Linked DNA regions of Homo sapiens: region 1 is linked to region 2. A link is an interaction called in ENCODE POLR2A ChIA-PET data of the cell type or tissue named here. Cell type or tissue: MCF 10A. All regions are shown on one strand. Links, peaks and the distances in the headings refer to the core of each region. The heading gives the core; the rest is flanking DNA. Region 1 overlaps GNA13 (G protein subunit alpha 13). Region 2 has its middle 9.6 kb from the start of GNA13.

The links. Peaks named below come from ENCODE experiments on the same cell type or tissue, not always from the same donor. Only the 100,000 strongest peaks of a DNase experiment are listed, where the experiment ranks them.
Region 1: POLR2A ChIA-PET joins it to region 2 with 8 read pairs; 21 of 35 experiments call an interaction of 5 or more read pairs at or near these places.

What each region holds. Positions count from the first base shown.
Region 1 is chr17:65,010,544-65,022,282 of GRCh38, reverse strand. GNA13 (G protein subunit alpha 13) reads left to right here. Exons shown (of 4, transcript NM_006572.6): 3 at 3,980-4,030; 4 at 7,454-11,739. The coding sequence ends at 8,026. Among named protein-coding and RNA genes, the nearest start is that of GNA13, 40 kb to the left of the region's middle. In MCF 10A, for the core only: no CTCF peak of the experiment used is centred there; a DNase peak (open chromatin) is centred at 8,232.
Region 2 is chr17:65,060,086-65,072,523 of GRCh38, reverse strand. No RefSeq gene overlaps it. Among named protein-coding and RNA genes, the nearest start is that of GNA13, 9.6 kb to the right of the region's middle. RefSeq lists an enhancer at 7,793-8,759. In MCF 10A, for the core only: no CTCF peak of the experiment used is centred there; DNase peaks (open chromatin) are centred at 7,963 and 10,143.

The sequences.
Region 1 (11,739 bases), core at 3,637-11,636, 49 kb after region 2:
CAGTCTCCACTCCTCACCTCTGCTGTTGTAGCCTGGAAGTTCCCATAGACGATACACCAACAGGTGAGCGTGGCTGTGTTCCAGTGCATTTTTATTTATGGATGTTGAAGTTCGAATTTCATATCATTTTTACATATCATGAAATAGTCTTTTAAGTTTTTTCCCCAACCATTTAAAAATGAGCCGTACAAAAACAGGCATTGGGTTGGATTTGGCCTTCAGGCTATATAGTTTGTGGACAGACCCCTGGTCCAGAATCTAGTTAAATATAAGGAGCAATCCATTTGCTCTCAACCAGCTCTTCCTTCTGCCATAATAGTAATTCACTAGCACTGTTGTAGTTGTATATACTTTTTCAGTGGTACTGTGTTGAGGATCATTTGAAAGATCTTAATACATATTGCCAAATTGCTTTCTAGAATATGTTTACCTTGCTTTTTATTAGAAAATCTATATTTGATACCCATCTCTATAAACCTTATGTTATATTCTTAAGGCATGAATCAGACTTTGAATTAAAAAACTCTACTCTTTACCTATTTTCTATAAGCAGAGTTGCCCTTTTCTTATTGACATAAAGCCACTGGTGTTTTTGAGTATGTTCTAAAACAGCAGATCAGTTCTTCTTGTGTGTTCTTTGGCTATCCAGCTTAAATTCCATATCCTTTTAAAGAAGTGCATTCTAAATCCTTTCCTTTTAATATTTTAGCTGTGCAGAAGAGAGCATTGAATACAAATGTCACTTGTTCAGTAACTGGGTCGATAAGCTGCTAAGCCTCTCTCTGTATGACTATGAATTTAATAGAAATTATTTTCTAACTTTTGTTCTTAGCTTTTCTGTTACCTTCAAGCTTAGGACTCCAGACCCATTTTGTCTTTACAAGCAAAGGATGTTTATAACAAATTATTGTTGTGAAGTGGGGGCAACATTGAAGCCATTCCCAGCTTAGACACCATTTTGTAAAACTCGTAAGAAATATGGTTCGTGGAACCTCATAGACTTCTAATACTCAAAGGGTCACTGAAGCTCACCTAATATTGTTTGTTGACTTTGTCAGTAATAAAGTCTATCTTGGGGCTGGAACCCAGGTACACTGGCTGCTATGCCATTTAAATGGAACTGAAATATCCACAAGGCTAAAGAAATATTGGAACACTTTTCAGAGTGCCATGCTACTTTTACTCTTCAGCCTTACTACAGTAACCTAGAAACTTACCTGTAGTGTTCTGAACAGAGAAAAAAGAGCTAAGGGCCGAATAAAATAATCTTAAGTTTTTAAAGTGTTAACTGTGAAATGAAATTTCTTTGAAATTTTATTTTTAAAATTTCCAGGCCGGTCATGGTGGCTCACACCTATAATCCCAGCACTTTGGGAGGCCGAGACGGGTGGATCACCTGAGGTCAGGAGTTCAAGACCAGCCTGGCCAACATGGGGAAACCCTGTCTCTACTAAAAATACAAAAATTAGCCAGGCGCGGAGGCACACACCTGTAATCCCAGCTACCCCAGAGGCTGAGGCAGGAGAATGGCTTGAACCCGGGAGGTGGAGGTTGTATTGAGCCAAGATCGCGCCATTGCACCCCAGCCTGGGCAACAGATTGAGACCCTGTCTCAAAAAAAAAAAAAATTCCCTTCAGTAACATAAAATGAACTGGGAAAAATATGAGAGCCTCAAGTTACAACCAGCAAAAAGTGAGTCTTAAACCCATAATATTCTTGCACAATACATTAAATCCTTTATTTATTAGCAAAGAACGTGGAAGCAACACCGCTTGAATGAGTCACAACAAAAGCAGATTTAGGATTAACAAACACATGGCCTATGAGGAAAGGAGAACTTAACTTGAAATCAGTGGAACTAACTGAAATTGTTGCACAGGGCAGAACTTAAGCGGTTGGTTATCCATTGAACCACTGAACTTCTTCATGTAACTCTGGGGGAAATGGAGACCTGGAGGAGTTTAGAGACTTGGCCAGATCACTCCTTGTTAGAGAAAGGACTGAAATTCACATCTGTTCCTTAACATTAATATTAGAAAACAAGAAGACTTTGATCACTTCTGAAATTGTTAAGAAAAAAATATTGAAGGGTAACTTCCTCCCAGTAATTCATATTTTATCTGCCAGACACTTTAGGAAGGTAGGAGGAGAGGATACCAGTTGCCTCGTACTGAGCTTTGTATAAAATTTGAATGAGGACACTAAACACAAAAAGAAGTGATCAGAAGCTGTTGAGCTTATTGAGTCCAGAGACATCATCATTTGTTTCCATGTCTTCCGTTTTTATTTTTTTAATTTTTCTGTTTTTAATTTTTGTGGGCACATAATAGATTCATATATTTCTGGCGTACATGAGCTGTTTTGATAGAGGCATGCAATGCGTAATAATCACTCATGGAAGATAGGGTATCTCTCCCTTCAGGCATTTATCCTTTATGTTACAAACAATCCAATTATACTCTTTTGGTTATTTCTAAATGTACACTTAAATTATTAGTGACTATAGTCACCCTGTTGTGCTATCAAATACTGGTCCATATTCATTCACTTTAACTATCTTTTGTACCTATTAGCCGTCCCCACCTCCTGCCACCCCAACCCTTGCTGCCCTTCCCAGCCTTTGGTAACCATCCTTCTTTCTATCTCCATGGGTTCAATTGCTTTGATTTTTAGCTCCTACCAATAAGTGATAGCATGCAATGTTTGTCTTTTTGTGTCTGTCTTACTTCACTTAACATAGTGACCTACACTTCCATATATGTTGTTGCAAATGACTGAATCTCATTCTTTTTTATAGCTAAATAGGACACCATTCTGTATGTGTATCACATTTTCTTTACCCATTCATCTGTTGATGGACACTTAGGCTGCTTCCAAATCTTGGCTTTTGTGAAGAGTGCAGCAGTAAACGTGGGGGTGCAGATATCTCTCTCCTCCATATACTCATTTCCTTTCTTTTGGGTATATACCTAGCAGTGCCATTGCTGGATCATATTGTGTGATCTTGAGACCAAAAAATTATAGAACTGCTACTTTCAAGCTTTGTGACTCAAAGTGTGGTCCCAGGCACTCCTTGAATTGCAGAAACTGGGGTCCCACCCAGACCTACTAAACCGGAGCCTGCAGTGTGAGGAGATCTTCACATGATGCCCAGGCATACTAAATGAGGTGCTGCTTCAGGAACACTTGGAAGTAGCTTCAGGCAGGGACAATGCTGCAGCTGTAGAATCCCGCGGGAAAGTGAAACGCAGGGGGTGAGGACTAGGAGACTCGGACACAGACCCCTTCTTTCCCAAAATAGTTCCCCTCTTCTCTGTGTGCTCTGGTCAAGCGTTTTCATGTTAGGAATGTATTCTCGTACAGTTTAGATGTTTGAAATTGCTTGGAAGTTTCGTCGAGAAAACTGGGCTCAGAAAGGATAGGCCACTCGGGAAAAGACCTGTTGGAGATGTGAAGCTGGCAGCACTATCCAGGGCCTTCCTGAGCAAGGCACGCCTGTCCATGCCTGTGGTTGGGGGATTTTGTACAGTATTCTTACCTCATCTCTGGTTTGGTTTGTCTCTGAAGATAACTATCGTCACTATTAAGCTAGAAAATGTAGACAAAAAGACTGTCACTTAAATTTTATATGTAGATTTATGTTTTATCTCAAAAGCAGTTTTCATCTTCTAATTATATGTCTTCACTGTGGATACGTAGTTATAGCAAAAAGCATGCGTGTAATCCTGTCCAAGCAGATGATCACTTGGGATATTGATTCTATTAAGCATTTGTGAAATCAGCCTGCCTTTGCAGATTTAGCAGTCTGTGACAGAGCAGACGTTTTATATGTTTTTAGGAAGGTTAGCTGTCTGAAATTGGTGACTAAACAAAGTCTGTTTGGGTTAAGTGTACAACCAGACAGTATGATGTAAACTGTTGTAACAAGATCTTCCATTTCTAAGCCCTAATAACTATTTGTTTTCTTCTTGTTTTTAGGGTGAATCTGTAAAATATTTCCTGGATAACTTGGATAAACTTGGAGAACCAGTAAGTGTTTAAACCAAATGTTTATGTTTAGTGCCATTTGAAAGCAGAAGTCAGGATATCGATGTTAGGAAATTTAGAAAAATTATGTATTAAGCTATTTGCTTCTTTCTCTCTTTTTTTTTTTTTTTTTTTTTTTTTTTTTTTTTTTTTTTTTTTTTTTAGTGGTGGCGTTCTGATTCTTCTCTGCTTTATTTAGAGTGATTGGTAGCTCAGAATATTGAATGATTTTTATTTTTTCAAAATGAAAGTATTTTTATTGTTTAATCACGACACTTCTTTTTTCTCCCTCTAACTGTCCAGGTCTCTACCATTTTCTTGAGGAATGCTTTGTCTGCTATTTCTTGGAAGTAAAACTGTTTAGAGAAAGAAGTTTGTGTTTGAAGATGATATTGTGCATTATCTGTTATACTTTAGTATCTTTAGAGGTTTTTGTTTGTAAACAGAAATAGAACACAGTGGGTTGACTGATTTCCAAATCTTTTGACAAATGACATTTTCGAATTCATGCCCCCTTTGTGTCGAGTCACGGAGTAGGAGGGCTAGATTTAAAAGGCTGAAGAGACTCCACGAGGTAGGGGGAGTCGCCCTTGAAAAGAGAGTCTATCATTTTCCTGTAGGTATTCCTCGGAGCCAGCAGCTCTAAGCTGGCGCTGTGGCCAGCGGGGCCCACTGCAGGCAGAGCATCTCGCTTGTTTGACCTCTGTATTGGGCGTACACAGAAGAGTTCAGTGGGAGAAAGGTTTCTGCTGCTTAGGAAAATTTTGAAAGCCATTGCCTTAGAGTCATCTGTTACTCTCTAAATGTAGCACAGCTTCATTTGCCTCCTCATAAGGCAGGTTTCTTCTTCTTCACACAGCTAGTATGTGTGTGTCCTCATCAACATACTCTGCTCTGCCAGACTATTTAGCACTCGATTGCATGAAGTTCTGTGCTTCATGTGAAGCAGCCTTTAGATTGCTAACTAGATTATTAGCTTTAATAGAGACAAAGACAATAATAGAGAACTTTTTATTTTTATGGAATTACATTTTTTAAAAGCTCAGGGCCCGGCGTGTTTCTGAAGGAGCTGGCATAGGTGTATGTTGTAAATTGGTATTGCCTTCTAGAAAGCAGTCGGGTGTTAAGTATCCAGAGTCATTAAAATGTTTGTAACCTTTAACGTCATAATCGTACCCCTGATTATTTTAATCTTAGGAAATAGTCCAAAGGAAAAAAAAAATGTGCATGAGAATTTTAATTGCAGTATTTCTGTTAATTATGGCTAAAAATTGGAAACAACCTTAATGACCACTAGTAGGGGAATGTTAATGTAAAGTACAGCACGTTAATGCATTTGGTGTATTTTCTTGTCTTTTAAAATGAGGTATGATTGTATCAGCATATGGAACAGTTCACAAAATATTAAGCAAAAATGCAGAGGTAGGCTGAACGCTGTGTGCATATGCTGATTATAAATAAAGCAGGCGTGTATCTGAACAAAGCTAGAAGAAAACATGGAAAAGCTAACACTTGAGTCCTAGAGTTATTTAATGAATGGCTGTTGGTTGCCAGTAACTAAGAACCCACCTACTTTTAAAAAACTCTGAATTCTGGCCGGGTGCAGTGGCTCACGCCTATAATCCGAGCACATTGGGAGGCTGAGGCGGGAGGATCACTTGAGGTCAGGAGTTCGAGACCAGCCTGGCCAAAATGGTGAAACCCCGTCTTTACTAGAAATACAAAGAAGTAGCCGGCCGTGGTGGTGCACACCTGTAATCCCAGCTATTCGGGAGGCTGAGGAGCAGAATCGCTTGAACCTGGGAGGCGCAGGTTGCAGTGAGCCGAGATTCCGCCACTGCACTCCAATCTGGGCAACAGAGCAAGACTCCATCTCAAAAAAATATGTATATATATATATTCTTAATTCCATTGCACCATTTTGAGACAATGAGTATTCTTGTAATGAAATTTCAAAATCATATGACACTATTCAGAAAGGCATAAAGTGCAGCATTGTGAATAACAGCATTGTTTTAAATCCTGCCTTGATTTTTAAAATATTTTGACCTTGATGATAAATATTAGCTGTCCCGTTCATGTATTACCAGAAAGTTGTGTTGTAGTTTTGGAAAAATGCTAGACTGACAAGGAAGAACCAGTTACATTGCATAAGGAAGTGTGCCATCACAGAGTAGCCAGAGACTTGTGTGACCAGCAGCTTCTGTTTGTTCAGGGTCTTAGAGTTCACTGACCAAGAGTGCAGAGAAGAGCTCATTTGATCCTTGCAACAACCCTCCCTCCCAGGTATATAGACCAAGTGTGATCACCTCCATTTCACAGACAGAGGTGCTGACACTCAGAGTAAGTGACTAGTTTGAGTTCTTGGGTCAATAAGTAAGAAATTAATTATAGTAGAGAAAGGATTTTTCACACATGTAATATAGCAGCAATGAAAACATAGAAGTTTTAAGTCATGAGTGGGGTTGCACAGTAAAAGAACTTTTAGAATAGGTTAGAGAGAGGTGGGCAGAACTTGGAACTGGGAAGTGATCCTTGTGAATTGGCACTGGAATCAGATCCCATTGCCTTTTTTTTTTTTTTTTTTTTTTTTAAGACAAAGTCTTGCTCTGTCACCCAGGCTGGAGTGCAGTGGCATGATCTCAGCTCACTGCAAGCTCCACCTCCTGGGTTCACACCACTCTCCTGCCTCAGCCTCCCAAGTAGCTGGGACTACAGGCGCCCGCCACCACACCTGGCTAATTTTTTTGTATTTTTAGTAGAGATGGGGTTTCACTGTGTTAGCCAGGATGGTCTCAATCTCCTGACCTCGTGATCTGCCCGTCTCGGCCTCCCAAAGTGCTGGAATTACAAGCGTGAGCCATCGCGCCCAGCCCCCATTGCTTTTAATAGAGGAGCAAGGAGCAGTGTGGAGAAGGTAGATACGCAGACAGGAAGATCACTCTGGCTAGAACCAAGAGTGGCTGATAGTGGGGAGTAAGATTGCAGGTGGATATATAGCAGTGAGGGTGGGTAAGAACAATTGATAAGACTTCAGCTTAAATTTTGAGTAGTATTGCAGGGATGAAAACAAGTAGATTCTGGCCATTTGTAGTAAATTTTGAACCCGTCCTGCTAACATTTTAATGTATCTTGGCTTTTGTTGTGGGGAGCACAAGTGGGTCTTGCTATATTGCCCAGGATATTCTCAAACTCCTGGCTTCGCAAGCGATCCTCCTGCCTCAGCCTCCCAAAGTGCTGGGATTATAGGCATGACCCACCATGTCTGACCAGTCTTGGCATTTTATAATAAGCATAATCTATCTGAAAATGTCACTTAAAAGATCATTTTGTTTGCATATCTATTCACTAGTCCAGTTAGTAGTCCATTAAAAATTCGCATTACTTCGGGATTAATAGGTATAAAACAAGTTTTTTCTTTTCCAGGATTATATTCCATCACAACAAGATATTCTGCTTGCCAGAAGACCCACCAAAGGCATCCATGAATACGACTTTGAAATAAAAAATGTTCCTTTCAAAATGGTTGATGTAGGTGGTCAGAGATCAGAAAGGAAACGTTGGTTTGAATGTTTCGACAGTGTGACATCAATACTTTTCCTTGTTTCCTCAAGTGAATTTGACCAGGTGCTTATGGAAGATCGACTGACCAATCGCCTTACAGAGTCTCTGAACATTTTTGAAACAATCGTCAATAACCGGGTTTTCAGCAATGTCTCCATAATTCTGTTCTTAAACAAGACAGACTTGCTTGAGGAGAAGGTGCAAATTGTGAGCATCAAAGACTATTTCCTAGAATTTGAAGGGGATCCCCACTGCTTAAGAGACGTCCAAAAATTCCTGGTGGAATGTTTCCGGAACAAACGCCGGGACCAGCAACAGAAGCCCTTATACCACCACTTCACCACTGCTATCAACACGGAGAACATCCGCCTTGTTTTCCGTGACGTGAAGGATACTATTCTGCATGACAACCTCAAGCAGCTTATGCTACAGTGATGTACAAAAGACTTGCTGTTTTAATATCTTTTTGTGTTTTTGATGTTTTCTGTTTGTTTTGTTTTTTAAAATAGCAGTTTACAACCAGAATTAGAACAATCTTAATTCTACGTTTAACTTCTTGAAAATCTTAGTACTTTTTCTGCGGCCTTTGGTTTGTGGCTGAAAGCTGTTGAGTGACTCATCGCCAAGATTTGCTGTAATGCAGGCTTTGATCTGTTTCACCATGGCTTCTATTCAAGTCCAGTTAAAACCTCCCAGCTGACCTCAGACTAGGCATATTTCAGGCTTTAAATTATTCTACTTTCCAAACTGAATTCTCCTGCAGTGCCAAGTATCAAAGGTGTCCTTAAATACTTGTAGGGATGAGGTTAGGAATATTCAGTTCCAAAACAAGATATCTTCTGTCCGCCTTACATATAGCAGTGACACTTGTTGCCTAACTTTATGGTGACCTCCTATTTTGTAAGGGCTGTTAGAAGTTCTATCTAAGAAATGGCATTCTGTAGGTTTATAGAAGGTTTAGCCTTCATATTTTAATTGCTTGTATACACAACAGCTGTTTTGCTTTTAGATTTCTGTGTTTCTGAAGGTAATGTTCTTCCTGTTTTCAAGTTTACATAAGGATCTTTGGTCTGATGCTGATGAAGAGTTCACAGGTGGTATGGGAGAGCAAAAGGCAAGCTAATGCTGTTTACCGTGTTTTGGTCAAACGTAACGAGTGAAATAGAATTTGCCTTTCTCATATTTAATTATCATGTAGTTTAATGTACCATATGTGAAACATTCTGGCCATAGCAGCAACTAAAAACTGCAAGCAACTTGGTAACAGAACTTTCTAAATAAACTTAACCTGTTCCAGAATGTCATGTATTTGACTTTTAAGCCCTATCTCAGTTGGTCAGTAAAGACCAATCCTTACTGTAGGAAATCATTGTTGTATCATCACAAACATCTATCTTTTGCTGTCCTGTCCAGTCCCATCAACTCCACACTGTGCCATTTGTGGCATCGTTTTGTTTATTTGGAGTTTGCTAAGGGCAGTATTTTTCTGTCAAGACTATTCAAGAAGGCATTATTTGAGATTCCTGTTCATTCTTGGTGTGTCTCTAACAGATACAGTATGTATACATTTGTATAATTGTTGTTGTTGAAAGTCCAGCTTTTTTGAGGTATATTTTAAATGTTTTAAGGATGCTTCTAAGGATCAGTAGTAATTTTTTTAGTTCGCACCTAAAGATGATTACATTGACCTCCCCCGACTGCTTACCAAATTAAAATGTGTCCACGAAGTAGCTTTGTGATCGCAGATACATTCATAGTGAACTCATCAGAATGGCTGGTTTGCAGTACTGAAATACTATCTTCTAGGCTGTATGTAGTGCTACAATTAGAGAAACAGAAGTCCAAGGCTGGCGACAGCTTGAAAAGTCTGACAGCTTTTCTACTTTTCCTGAAAATTTTAAGACTGTGATATCTGTCATTTTACTGTATAGCTGACTGTGTACTCAGGTATTTTATTGGTCCTTGAAAGATTGGTCGTTATGGATCACCCAGCCTTTCCAAGTCAGTGGCTGTTGTTCTGTCTTGCTGTCTGATACGAGAGTGGGGCTTTTCAGTGAACTAACCAGGGATTGTTCTTGACATACCTGACTTTTCTCACATTTGAACTTCCACTATCATTGTATCCATATAACTTCTAGCATTTTCATGCCATGGTAATCCATGAGCTACACATACGTAGCCCGGCACCGTGATGCAAGTTCATGGTATCGTGCATGTTCGTGGTATCATGGTATCATTCATGCGTGTTTGAATAGTTCTACATCTAGTGCTTCTTGCCAAAAAGAATACATTGTTTAAATTCACAAAATTAGCATAATTGCAGTGCTAATGAATATCGGAATATGTGCACAGTAACATTTGGACTATTCATTGGAGAGTTTACCCATACATTTAGCAAATTGAATGGCCAAAACATTTGACTCCAGTGAGGGCTCAAGTTAGATCCCTATAGAAAGAGGACACTTCATCTTACTTAAGTCATAGTTAAGATCTGTGATACGAACCATAGATATTGCCTGACAAAGCAGAAATCACCAAGTTTCCCCCTTTTGAATTACCACCAAGAAGTGTTGAAACACCAAATAGATATCATGTTATTTTGGGCATTTGCAGTTTTCTTCCCTGCTGCATGTAATGTCTCAGAATCAACATTCTTTTAAAATCTAGACTATATTTTGAGGCAATGAATTACTTATATTCAACTTAGGCTTGTTTTGACATTCAGTAGAACTTTAAGTTCAATCTAAAGGCTTCAGTCCACATTTTTTTATACGTTGTATTTTAAAAACGTTTGAAAGGAGTCTTACACCTGTATCATGAAAACTGAATCCTTTTGAAATACCACTATATGAAGAGAGAGATGAAATTTAGTGAACAGAATTGAAAAGGTGCTCATAATTTCACTATGCAAACTTACCCCAGTCTCTAAAAAAGTAATTTAGATTTAAAGTTCTTTGATGTATTTGATTTTCTAAATCTTTATGGTTATGATTTGGAATAAAATGTGCCTAATCCTGTGTTACATTCTGTTCTTAAATCTGAATGCCTTCTCATTTAATTCTGAGGAAATATCACACAAGTGTCTTCATTGACCTTGAAGAAATGTATATACAGTTGCCTTATAAAACAACATAAATTTAGACCATAACTTTTATAGAGAAAGGGTTTTGTCAAATGTTTTCTGAAAATCTGAGTAATTCAAAGCATGCCTCTGCCCCTTTAATATTTTTAATAACCTGCATTGTTGCTGTCTGCCAAATATTAAATTGAAATCTTCATTTCAATTTTATTATCTGGAAAGGGCACTGGATTGCTCTGCAACCAAAGAAAGCAATATGGAATGAAAAAACTCATTCACTTTTGTCTTATTTTCTTTTAAGGTGTATTGGCATGTAATTTGCATAGAGAAGGTCCTCTGGTTAGTCTCTCAAATTGAGGCTGTTTAGGGAAATCCTTATTCAGTTGGTGGCAGTGGTTGGTTTAAAGTAGAAGGAAATAAGATCGCCTTAATACCAGAAATGATTAGAAGTGCTGATTTAGATTCAACAAATACCATATGTCCTTATCATTTTTTGTAAGAAGAAATTGGTTAAGTCCTAACTTTCAATGTGTACCCAAATACTTGTATTTATGCTTTTGATAAAATGTATTTTCAGCATTAATACACATCCGATTATGCCTTATTTATATATGAAGAATAAAGTTACCATGTTACACTGTTATGTCCTAAAATTCAAATCACTATTTGAGAAACCCTCAAATTGGTGCTTTCATTATATAATGATACATTTAGACAAAACCCCAAACTAAGCCATTTGAAACAAGATTCTCTCCATTGCAGTTTGTAGCAATGTTATTTCTGTGTATGTCATGAGAAGGCTAAATATCAGTGTTAATTTCTTGTTTGAATCCGTGAAATCATGCCTGTAAAGCCCAAACATTTGTAACAAACTCCCTAATAAATTTAGAGAAAGTCACTCTGTTACCATTTCATTTATTTTAGTTTTATTTGAGAAATTAAGACCAGAAGTTTTGCTCATGTCTTTTTCACTTGGAAATCTGACTTAGTACCTAGTTAATTTGTCTCTCTCCCATCATTTTAAGGCGTTCGCTTCTGTTAATCACAGATGATCTGTCCTTGTGTTGTG
Region 2 (12,438 bases), core at 4,439-12,438:
AATATTCCTGTTGGCTGGGCACAGTGGCTTATGCCTGTAATCCCAGCACTTTGGGAAGCCGAGGCAGGCAGATCACTTGAGGTCAGGAGTTTGAGACCAGCCTGGCCAACATGGGGAAACCCTGTCTCTACTAAAAATATAAAAATTATCCAGGCGTGGTGGTGCGCGCCTGTATCCCAGCGACTCGGGAAGCTGAGGCAGGAGAATCGCTTGAACCCAGGAGGCAGAGGTTGCAGTAAGCCAAGATGGCACCACTGCCCTCCAGCCTGGGTGATAGATCTCTATCTCAAAAAAAAAAAAAAGAAAAGAAAAGAAATATTCCAGGGGTTACTGTTTAACAACAGAACAAAATGCTAACCTCATAACCTGAAGTCCAAACCCTTCCCAATTTGACTCTACCCTGACTCATCAGCCTCAGCTTGTTGGTCCTAATCAAACTGGCTTCCACACTGTCCCAGGCTCACGCCAGCTGCATGCCGGCTCTCAGGCTATTCCATCTGCCTTTCCCTACTCCTTTCCTCATATCCAATCATTCAAGGCTCCTGCCCACTTCCCATGGACTAGCCCAGGAAATAACTGCTAGCTCCAGGTAACTACTGAACACTTGAAATGTGGCTAGTGTCACTAATTGGAATTTTTATTTAATTTTAATTAATTTTAAGACTGATACTTAACTCTGACTAGAAATTGTATGACTACATTTGGAGCAGCTTGGTTTTGTGAATCTACTTTTTCTACTGCAAATTTTATGAAATTTAAATACAGATGAAGTATCTCTGACGAAAATTTCACATCTGAACTGAGATTGCTGCAAATATAAAACACATGCACTGGATTCTTTCTTTCTTTCTTTCTTTCTTCTTTTCTTTTCTTTCTCTTTGGTTTTCTCAGAAACAATTCTTCCTCCAGACACACTGGTTGTTGTTTTTTTTATTTTTATTTTTATTTTTTGAAATGAAGTCTCACTCCATCACCTAGGCTGGAGTGCAGTGGTGCAACCTTGGCTCACTGCAACCTCCGCTTCCCAGGTTCAAATGATTCTTCTGGGTCTGCCTCCTGAGTAGCTGGGACCACAGGAACGGGTGTGGTGACACCCGAACAATTTCTGTATTTTTAGTAGAGATGGGGTTTCACCATGTTGGCCAGGCTGCTCTCAAACTCCTGATCTCAGGTGATCTGCCTGCCTCAGCCTCCCAAAGTGCTGGAATTACAGGCATGAGCCACCTCGCCTGGCCCAGACACACTGGATTTTGAAGACTTAGTCTCATATCTCTTAAATGATCTTTATATTGATTACATGTTGAAATAATACCTTAGAGATATTGGACTTGATAAAATATTATCAAAATCAATTTCACTTTCTTTTAACATTTTTATTTATACAATTTTAAGTTTTAAGAAACTTTACATGAACTTTTAACCTTTCTAATGTGGCTACCAGAATATTTAAAATTATCTAGGTGGCTTGCATTGTATTTTTGTTAACAGTGCTCTGGTCTCTGCATTCCTGAAGCAATGATCAGCACACCTTCTTTAAAACTCAGTATATGCAACTTTGTGTTGGTTTTTAAAATCTTTGTATGTATATAATGACTTCATTGTTACCATTTTTTATCTCCAATACCTAGCAGCAAAGGCTACTATTTCTGGACTCCTGTTATGGGCCAGGCACTTTGCTAGGTGCTTATGTTATCATACTTAACCCTTTCAGCAACCCTGACGTGTGGGCATAATTAGCTCCATTTTTCAGATAAGGTAATTGATGCTCAAAGAACTTAGGTGGGTCATGACCAGGAACCGATAGATGCACGAGGTGCCAGAGCTGGGATTTGAAAATGCCAGCCGACTTCTTTCTGACCCCAGCTCACATCTAATGGGAGTGGGAATCCATGAAGTATCTGTTGTTGATATTGATGGCTGAAGTTCTAATTTACCCTGGCCTACACAGGGAAACGTGACTGTCCTACTCGCCCATCTGTGAGGAGGCTACTAGACTGATGTCTGTTGTATGCTGTTGTGCCCCAATCTTCCATCCCCACCCCAACATAGATACATCCTTAATTAGATCCACTTAATAGCCCACAATGTGGTATTATGTGCAACCTCCCCCTCCTGGGTTCAAGCAATTCTCCTGCTTCAGCCTCCCGAGTAGCTGGGACTACAGGCGTGCGCCACCACAGCCAGCTAATTTTTGTATTTTTAGTAGAGACAGGGTTTCCCCATGTTGGCCAGGATGGTCTTGATCTCTTGATCTCGTGATCTGCCCTCCTTGGCCTCCCAAAGTGCTGGGATTACAGGCGTGAGCCACCGCACCTGGCCTATTTACCCATTTCTAGGTAGCATAGTATGCAGTAAGACCCAGGACTCTGGTTCTAACCAGTAGAGATGAGCCAAAAGTCTCTTTTCTAGCCATTGCATAGTTCCCTATCATTCTGGTGGACAGCAAATCCAGCTCCCAACCCTCAGAAATGCAGGAAGAAGGGTGGTTGCCTGGAGATGGTGCATACTCACTTAAATTATGCTCAATTATTGCATCTTGCCCAGGTGTGGTGGCTCACTTCTGTAATCCCAGTGCTTCGGAAGGCTGAGGTAGGTAAATCGCTTGAGGCCAGGAGTTCAAGATGAGCCTGGGCAACACAGCAAGACCCCATCTCTAAAAAAATTTTTTTTAGCCAGGCACGGTGGCTCACACCTGTAATCCCAGCACTTTGGAAGGCTGAGGCGGGTGGATCACAAGTTCAGTAGATCGAGGCCATCCTGGCTAACATGGTGAAACCCTGTCTCTACTAAAAATACAAAAAAAATTAGCCGGGCCTGGTGGCGGGTGCCTGTAGTCCCAGCTACTCCGGAGGTTGAGGCAGGAGAATGGCATGAACCCGGGAGGCAGAGCTTGCAGATCATGCCACTACACTCCAGCCTGGGCAACAGAGCAATACTCCGTCTCAAAAAAAAAAAAACAAAAAAAAAATTAAATTAGCTGGCTGTGATCATACCACTGCACTCGAGCTTAGGCAACACAGCAAGACCTCATCTCTACAAAAAATTTAAAACTTAGCCAGGCATGGTGGTGCACAACTGTAATTCCAGCTACTTGGGAGGCTGAGGCAGGAGGATCACTTGAGCCCAGGAGTTCGAGGCTGCAGTGAGCTGTGATGAGGCTGAGGCACAAGGATCACTTGAGCCCAGGAGTTCAAGGCTGCAGTGAACTGTGATCGTGCTGCTGCACTCCAGCCTGGGTGACAGAACGAGATGCAGTCTCTAAAAAAGTAAAAAATTTTAAAAAACACTATTGGGCCTTTATTATATGCCATGCTAGGTGCTGAAGATACAGAATAAGTTAGCTGTGTCCCTTTCTTCAAAGAACCCATATTCTGGTGTGGTAGGCAAGGAAGGGGACAATTACAATCTAGGGTGACAAGTGCTGTGATGGAAAGAAGCGAGGATGCTGTAGAACCTCAGAGGCAAGGTATCTTGAGCAGCCTGGGAAAGGAGACTAGGGATGGAAGGGCTGGGAGGGAGGGGGAGGAAGGAAAGGATGGGAGAGGGGGCAAGATGAACTGGAAACCAAAAACAAGGAGAACTTTGTGTGTTTTCTACCACTGCTGGTAAAACTCGAAAAACAGCTGGCACTGTTGGGATGGACATAAAATTAACCAAGACAGTAATTTGTCAAAAAAAAAAAAATCCGAAGAAAATGCTGTTATTCTGACCAGCCTGGCCAACATGGTGAAACCCCGTCTCTACTAAAAATACAAAAATTAGCCAGGCGTGATGGTGGGTGCCTGTAATCCCTGAGGCTGAGGCACAAGAATCACTTGAACCTGGGAGGTGGAGGTTGCAGTGAGCCCAAGATCGTGCCACTGCAGAAAGAAGGAAGGAAGGAAGGAAGGAAGGAAGGAGAGAGAGAGAGAGAGAAGAGAGAGAGAGGAAGGGAGGGAGGGAAGGAGGAAGGAAAGGAAAGGAAAGGAAAGGAAAGGAAAGGAAAGGAAAGGAAAGGAAAGGGAAAATGCTGTTATGTTAAGAGAAGACTAGGTTGAGGGATGGAGGCAAAGGCATTGTAGAAATACTTCATCGTTTCTGCCTATTGATAAAGTGATCACTACTATTATTTGTTCCCTCATTTATGTCAATGATTAAGTAATTAAGAATAGGACCATTGAGGGTCAAATCTTTCAGGAAACAAGACATAAAATTGTTAAGTATGTAGTTTGTTTAGATTTTCCATCAGAACTCATTTTGCTCTCCTTGGTGAGTCTATTGGGTGAAGAGTGTTTGTCCCAAGAGGAATTAAATAGCATCCCTTTTCCCAATTCCTTAATTGTTGTAACAAATTAGCCCACAGTCTCTGTGGATCTGTGATCCTTAGAAAACCATCTAAGGAAGTAGGTGTTAATTTTTTCTTTTTCTTTTTCTTCTTTTCTTTTTTTTTTTTTTTTGAGACGGAGCCTTGCTCTGTCCCCCAGGCTGCTCTCTGCAACCTCCCCACCCAGGTTCAAGCGATTCTCCTGCCTCAGCCTCCGGAGTAGCTGGGACTGCAAGCATGCACCACCACACCCGGCTAATTTTTGTATTTTTAGTAGAGACGGGTTTCACCCATGTTGACCAAGCTGGTCTTGAACTCCTGACCTCAGATGATCCACCCTCCTCGGCCTCCCAAAGTGCTGGGATTACAGGCATGAACCACCGCGCCCATGCCCGGCCTGTAGGTATTAATCTTTATAAATCTGAGCACCTTGCACCTTCCACTCTTCTGAATGCCTACACTAAGCTCATAAATCATGGAGGAGGAAAAGCCTTAAGGGCTTCACACCCTACCTCAGGGTAGAACTCTCACCTCCTCTTGAAGTGTGTTTAATTCCTTGAGGGTAACTTTCTTCCCTTAGCAGAAATCCAGGGTAACAGAATAACTGAGGGATAGTCCAAAATGCATTTTGTATCTGCTGTTCTATAAAGTGCCCTTTGGGTTCTTGCCCCGGGTAGTCTTGAGAAGGAGAGTGACAACAGGAGCCTCAGCAGGCTCCCACGGGAAGGGCACAGACAGTCCCCTGCCAAGCTCTGGCTACTGCATGAATCCAATGCAGTGTTTCAGCCGAGCATTCAGTGTCCCTATTGGGATCCATTTCGAGAGTCTTGGAACTTGGAGGTCTAGTTCAGCCCTTGACAAACAGGGGCAATTTAGATGCTATTGCATTATGTCTTCCCAGCCAGTACCACTCTTAGCTCCAGGCAACAGAGGCCCCTGCCCGCCTGTGCTTTAGAGGATCCTGCTCTGGTCCTCGCCTGGTGCTACCCCTACACATGGAGCAATGCCAAGGGACTTACCAGAGCCTGTACTTCCCCTCAGACCAAACCCTAGGTACCGGGGACTACAAGGCTATTCATTCAAGTGGGCCAAGGTCTGGGTGTAGGGCTGTGCTGAGGGAGGACTGCACCACTGATGTACCCATCCTAAGCCTGAGGGCTGTCCAGTGGCAGCTGCTGGGGGTGAAGGAGTGCACAGAGCATGGGCGTGCGGGCTGACTCATCCACATTCATGCCCATGAGGCACCCCCCATTGCCCATGACCTTGATGGCATAGATACCAGTCCATCAACTGGACAATAAGCACTTTGATAGAAGAAAACATGGTAACATGGATAGCCTGCTCTTTTATATAACCCCTACAAAACCCTCTGAAATTATGATGTCCAGTTTCCAGATTAGAATACAAAGCCCAGGCCGGGTGCAGTGGCTCACACCTGTAATTCCAGCACTTCAGGAGGCTGAGGTGGGCAGATCATTTGAGGTCAGAAGTTCGAGACCAGCCTGGCTAACGTGGTGAAACCCCATCTCTACTAAAAATACAAAAAAATTAGCCGGCCATGGTGGCGCACATCTGTGATCCCAGCAACTAAGGAGGCTGAGGCAGGAGAATTGCTTGAACCCAGGAGGCAGAGGTTGCAGTGAGCCGAGATAGTACCACTACACTCCAGGCTGGGCAACAGAGTGAGACTCTGTCTCCAAAAACAAAAAAGAATACAAAACCCACTCCTTTTTCTTCCCCCTTTTGCACAAGCCCCCCACCCCCTCAGATAAAAGCTCTTGCTCTTACTGTACTGTGCCAGCATCCCTACTCTAACCTCTGCTCTCTGGCTGAAGAAGTGATTGCTTAGGCTTGTGGGAATTAGTAAATCCTTCCTCTCTTCAGAGTTAAGATTCTGGATATAACCCCAAATAGGCATTTTTTTTTTTCTTATTGCTGCATCAGGCCCTTTCCACCAGAAACAGATCCTGTTTGGGGACACACCTGTGGCTGTGAGTGAGCCTGCGCATGAGACAGAGAGCAACCATGTTTAAATCATAAAAGGAAGGGCTTTGGAAAGATACAGAGAGAGCATTCTGACAGTGACAACGTTGCTAAACCTTCAAAGGGCTTTTAAAGAAGTTTTGTTGTTCCTTCCTCAAAAAACCTAAAACGGAACCTCCCATTTATGGACAAACACTGAGCCTGGGGGTTCTGTAATTTAATCCTACAATAAATCTGTGTGTGTAACTCCCAGTTTACAGATAAGAAAGGCAAGGCTCTGTTCTATTAACTGAGTTCTCCCTGGGGTTCTCCCCACTGTACTACATCCTTCTCTGGAAAACCAAATGAATAGCAAACAATCTGATATGGGCCAGGTGCAGTGGCTCAAGCCTGTAATCCCAGCACTTTGGGAGACCGAGGCGGGCAGATCACGAGGTCAGGAGTTTGAGACCAGTCTGACCAACATGGTGAAACTCCATCTCTACTAAAAATATAAAAATTAGCCAGGCGTGGTGGCGCACACCTATAATCTCAGCTACTCAGGAAGCTGAGGCAGGAGAATCGCTTGAACTTGGGAGGCAGAGGTTGCAGTGCACCATTGCACTGCAGCCTGGGTGACAGAGCAAGACTCCATCTCAAAAAAAAAAAAAAAAAATCTGATATGATCCATACTGGTTTCCACAGAAAAGTCGATTCCCTCGCTATCTTTAAAAATATATATATGTATGTATATATGTACGTATATGTATACATTTGATATAGAGATGGGATCTCGCCATGTTGCCCAGGCTGGTCTCAAACTCCCGGGTTCAAGTAATCCTCCCACCTTGGCCTCCCAAAATGCTGGAATTACAGGTGTGAGCCACCACACCCAGTATCTCACTATCTTAAGGGAGCTTTTCCTATTATAGTTCTGTTAATGAGCAAAGAAAGGGGAAACAATCACAAATACACAATTGCTTGCCACACACCCAGCACCTTCCTTTGTTTTTATTTTCTCCTCTTCTCCTCTTTGGGCCTGGCATAACCTTTCCACAACCAGGAGAAAGCTAATAACTAAAGCAAATGAGGGCCAGGTGCATTGGCTCATGCCTGTAATCCCAGCACTTTGGGAGACTGAGGTGGGCGGATCGCTTGAGCCCAGGAGTTTGAGACCAGCCTGGGTAACATAGTGAGACGCCCTCCGATCCCTACAAAAAATTTAAAAATTAGCAGGGCATGGTGGCATGTGCCTGTGGTCACAGCTACTTGGGAGGCTGAGGAAAGAGGATTGTTTGAGCCTAGCAGGTAAGGCTGCAGTGAGCAGTGATCTCACCACTACATTCCAGTCTGGCGACAGAGCAAGACCCTGTTTCTAAATAAACAAAGTAAATGAGGGACCTCAGCTACAGTGCCTCATCTGCTAAGCCCTTTAATTCTGTCATTCTGACTCAGCAGTTGCTGCCTTTCCCTGAATCCTATCGTGAGCAGGCCTTTCTTTTCTGTAGCAGCTGACACAGGAGTTTAAAGAAAACTTATGATATTATTTGCACTGGGAGCCCACGTGTTATGGTCTGACAAAGGCTGCATGGACCATTTCTCAGCACCCTCTGAGCCCTTACTGCTCGATGATAAACTCAACCAGAGGACATGCCCTGGCATTTTGCACTGAGGTAAAGGCCGGGTCTACAGGCCATGACATGTGATGCTACCTGTAGACAGAGCAAGCTAGCCAGGAGTGTGGCTGCTGGAAGGGGCAGGTCCAAGCTTGCTAATCCAGTGTTCCGAGGGAAAGAAAACTGCTGTCTGCTGCCGGGTTGTGAGCAGAAGATCTTTACATGGAGGAATGAATTGAGACTGCCAACTTGAACTTCACTGGAGAAACAGAATTTACATTCAAGCATCCTTAGGCCAGGCACAGTGACTCTCCTCTGTAGTCATAGCACTTTTTGAGACCGAGGTGGTAGGCTCACTTGAGGCCAGGAGCTCAAGACCAGCCTGGACAACAAAGTGAGAACCTGTCTCTACAAAAAATAATTAGTCGGGTGTGGTGGTCTGTAGTCCCAGCTACTTGGGAGGCTGAGGTAGGCCCCTTGAGCCTAGAAGTTGGAGGCTGCAGTAAGCTGTGATCATACCATTGCACTCTAGCCTGGGTGACAGAGTGAAACTGTCTCATAAAAATAAACACATAAATAATTTAAAATTATCGTTATCCGTTTCTGGCAAGGCGCAGAGCATTGACAGGCAATAAAATACTAAAAATGTATCCTTCTGCTTTAAAAGCTGTAAGTAAAAATAAAGGAGAAGGGGTGAGCACGATGTTTTGAGTTTTTCCGAATCTCAGATTTACAGGCAAAGCCTTGTGATGAGTGTTACATACAGATTGCCCTTAAACCTATCTGACGCAGTAAGCAAGGTGGAAGGATTTTAGGAGTGCCAGTGTCCCTTTAAGACAGTACCAGCTTCTGACTTTGGAGGAGCTGAGGTCTCAGCTGGTCAACAGCAGCCCATAGGTCTTTTTTGGAGGCTGAGAAAAAATACAACCAATAATTAAAGTCATGTTTTCGGTTATTAACAACAACAAACAAAACCACCACCAATTTGATTCCACATGTCTAGTTTCATACAAAATTTTCCACATGAGAGGCTTATTCTGGTAAAGGCAACATCAAATTTCATTACACACACACACACACACACACACACACACACACACACAAAAGGGTTTCTTTTTAAATCTTCCTACGGTAAGTGAAAAATGTGTGGGGCTTGTGCATCATACAAATAAACAAACAAACAAGCTTGGCTCCTCTTTTCTTATTTCTCCATCAGCCACCTGGAATATTTTACAAACCAGAGCCTGAGTTCAAAGTACAGAACATCTTACCAGGATCTGTCTGAGCTGGGGAACTTCAAGATGGCAGTCAGCCTGAAAGGGGCTGGAAAAATAATAAAGTACTGAACTCTATGGTGCCTGGAGGTTAAGTCCAGTTAGCTACTTGTCTCAGGTTTGAAATTCATACACTTGGGCATTCTGGGCACTACGGCAATTTTTGTACATCAAAAAGAGCAAGGGGGGCCAGGCATAGTGGCTCATGCCTGTAATCTCAGCACTTTGGGAGGCTGTGGTGGGAGGATAGCTTGTGGCCAGGAGTTCAAGACCAGCCTGAACAACATAGTGAGAGCCTGTCTCTTAAACAACAACAACAACAGAAAAAGTCAAGAACACTGGGGCAGGGTGCAGTCATTCATGTCTATAATCCCAGCACTGTGGGAGGCCAAGGCAGGAGGATCACGTGAGCCCAGGAGTTCAAAATCAACCAGGGCAACATACTAAAAATTAAAAAATTTGCCAGGCCTGGTAGGGCACACCTGTAGTCCTAGCTACTCAGGAGGCTGAGGTGGGAGAATCGAGGCTGCAGTGAGCTATGATAGCGCCAGTGCACTGCAGCCTGGGCAACAGAGCGAGATCTTATCTCCTACCAAAAAAAAAAAAAAAAAAGCACTGGACTAAGCAGCTTCCAGTTCCAGCTCTGCAACTGGCCACAGTGAATGAGGCTTTCAGAGAGTCATTTGCTAAATGGGAGCGAGGTTAATGTTGGGTGTTCCTAGTCGGGCTACTGTGAGCAGAGAATGAGATAAAGTAGGTCAAAGTGCTTTGAGGCATTTAAAACATGACACAAATGCAAGGGATTTGTATTTTGGGAGGGCTTGGGAATTCCCTTCCTTTCCCTATGGAAGGTAAGAAAAGTCTACGCCTGTTTTATCTGTAAGGAAGGGTTAGAATCCACCTATTTTGTACTGATGGTGAGACAAAAGAGAGTTTCGTAATAAGAAGGCTGGATTAACACAAGGTTTAACCATCAAGTAATGTGACAGATTTTTAAATAAACATCTAAATGGGCGTTGTCTCATCCTGAGTAGTAAGTAGTCACCTTGGCAGGGGAAACACTTATTTAAATTATATTTCCCATCAAAAAAAATTTTTGACACCTCTTTTGGAACTGTTCCTAGAGCCTTTGGCACATTCTTCTGAACATGTCTGAGGGTGACACATTTTTTGTCCTTTGTGGATGATTCTGATTTTTGTAAACAGCCCAAAGTTATTTGGCACAAAGATTGGCAAATAAGCTAAGTAAGACCTTTTTTTTTCATTGAAAATAAACTGTAACTATAAGAAGCCTATCTTTCCAGAAGAGTTAGAAATAGATTTCAAGACTGGCAGTATTGTTGGAAAGAGCTTGTTTCTTTCTAAGGTGACAAGAGGAGAAAAGCTATTTGGAAATGTATTTCGTTTTTAATCACACCTTTAATTATTTATCTTGCAAGACGGACACTGAACTGAGTTTCCAGAAAGAAACGAACATTGCAACTAATCAACAGCTGCAATTATTTTATCACAGCTCCACAGGGCATCTGAATCTATTTGCATATGGATTAACTGGCTGGCAACAATACAGACGCTTCCAGTGAGTTAACGTCTGGGTCTGTTGGAAATAGAGCATCCAGCAGATTCAATTCTAACTAGTAGACTTTATACTCCCTTAAAAAGTTTGGATTTTTTTCAGTTATAAAACAATGTATCTGAAAATGAAAATATCATTAATACGATTGCAATGTATAACCTGAAGCAATGGCTAGATTTCCTTCTGTTGCAAAGAATTTCAATTGTTAGTATTATTTTGAAATAAACACAATGGCATTTGCATTCTTTGAATGTTGCACACTGTGAGCACTTCAACCTTAAATGATGCCAATGACTTTTTAAAGAAAATATTTTTCTGGCTGGGCACGGTGGTTCACGCCTGTAATCCCAGCACTTTGGGAAGCCAAGGTGGGCGGATCACCAGGTCAGGAGTTTGAGACCAGCCTGGCCAACATGGTCAAACCCTGTTTCTACTAAAAAACAAAAATTAGCCTGCCATGGTGGCGGCGCCTGTAATCCCAGCTACTCGGGAGGCTGAGGCAGAATTGCTTGAACCTGGGAGGCGGACTAAAAATACAAAAACTAGCAGGGCATGGTGGCAGCTCCTGTGTTCCCAGCTACTCCAGAGGCTGAGGCAGGAGAATTGCTTAAACCCGGGAGGCAGAGGTTGCAGTGAGCCGAGATCACGCCACTGCATGCTAGCTCTAGATGACAGAGCAAGACTCTGTCTTGGAAAAAAATAATAATAATTTAAAAATAAAATAAAATAAAAAATATATATTTATATTATATATATTACAAATATATAATATAGATTTTTTTCCCCAATTCATTTTTTTATTGTGGCAAAATTCACATAACATAAAATTAATCATGTGACCACTTTACAGTGTAGAATTCAGTGGCATTTAGTACAGTCACAATGTTCTCCAACCATCATCACTATCTATTTCCAAAAACATTTTCGTCATCCCAAAACGAAACTCTGTACCGTTAAGCAGTCTCCCCACAACTTCCCTCACCCCATCTGCTTTCTGTTTTATGGATTTGCCTATTCTGGACATTTCACATAAGTGGAACCTTATAATATGGGGCCTTTTGTTTCACTTTGCCTAGTATTTTCAAAGTTCATTCATGTTGCAGCATGTGTCAGCACCTCATTCCTTTTTATGGCTGAATAATTGCAATGTATAGATATGCGACATTTGGTTTATCCATTCGTTCATCGATGGACATTTGGACACCTTTTGGCTATTCCTTTTTTGTTGTTGTGGGTTTTTTTAACTTTTATTTTAGGTTTAGGAGTACATATGCAGGTTTGTTATACAGGTAAACTGCTCATCTCGAGTTTGGTGTACAGATTATTTAGTCACTCAGGTAATAAGTATAGTATGCGATATGTTTTTTGTTTTGTTTCGTTTTGTTTTGGTTTTTGAGACGGAGTTTCGCTCTTGCTGCCCAGGCTAGAGTGCAATGGCGTGATCTCGGCTCACTGCAACCTCCGCCTCCCAGGTTCAAACAATTCTCCTGTCTCAGCCTCCTGAGGAGCTGGGATTACAGGCGCGTGCCACCATGCCCGCCTAATTTTTGGTATTTTTAGTAGAGATGGGGTTTCATCATATTGGCCAGGCTGGTCTCAAACTCCTGACCTCAGGTGATCCGCCCGCCTCGGCCTCCGAAAAGTGCTGGGATTACAGGTGTGAACCACTGCACCCGACCAGGTATTTTTTTTTTAATCCTCTCCCTC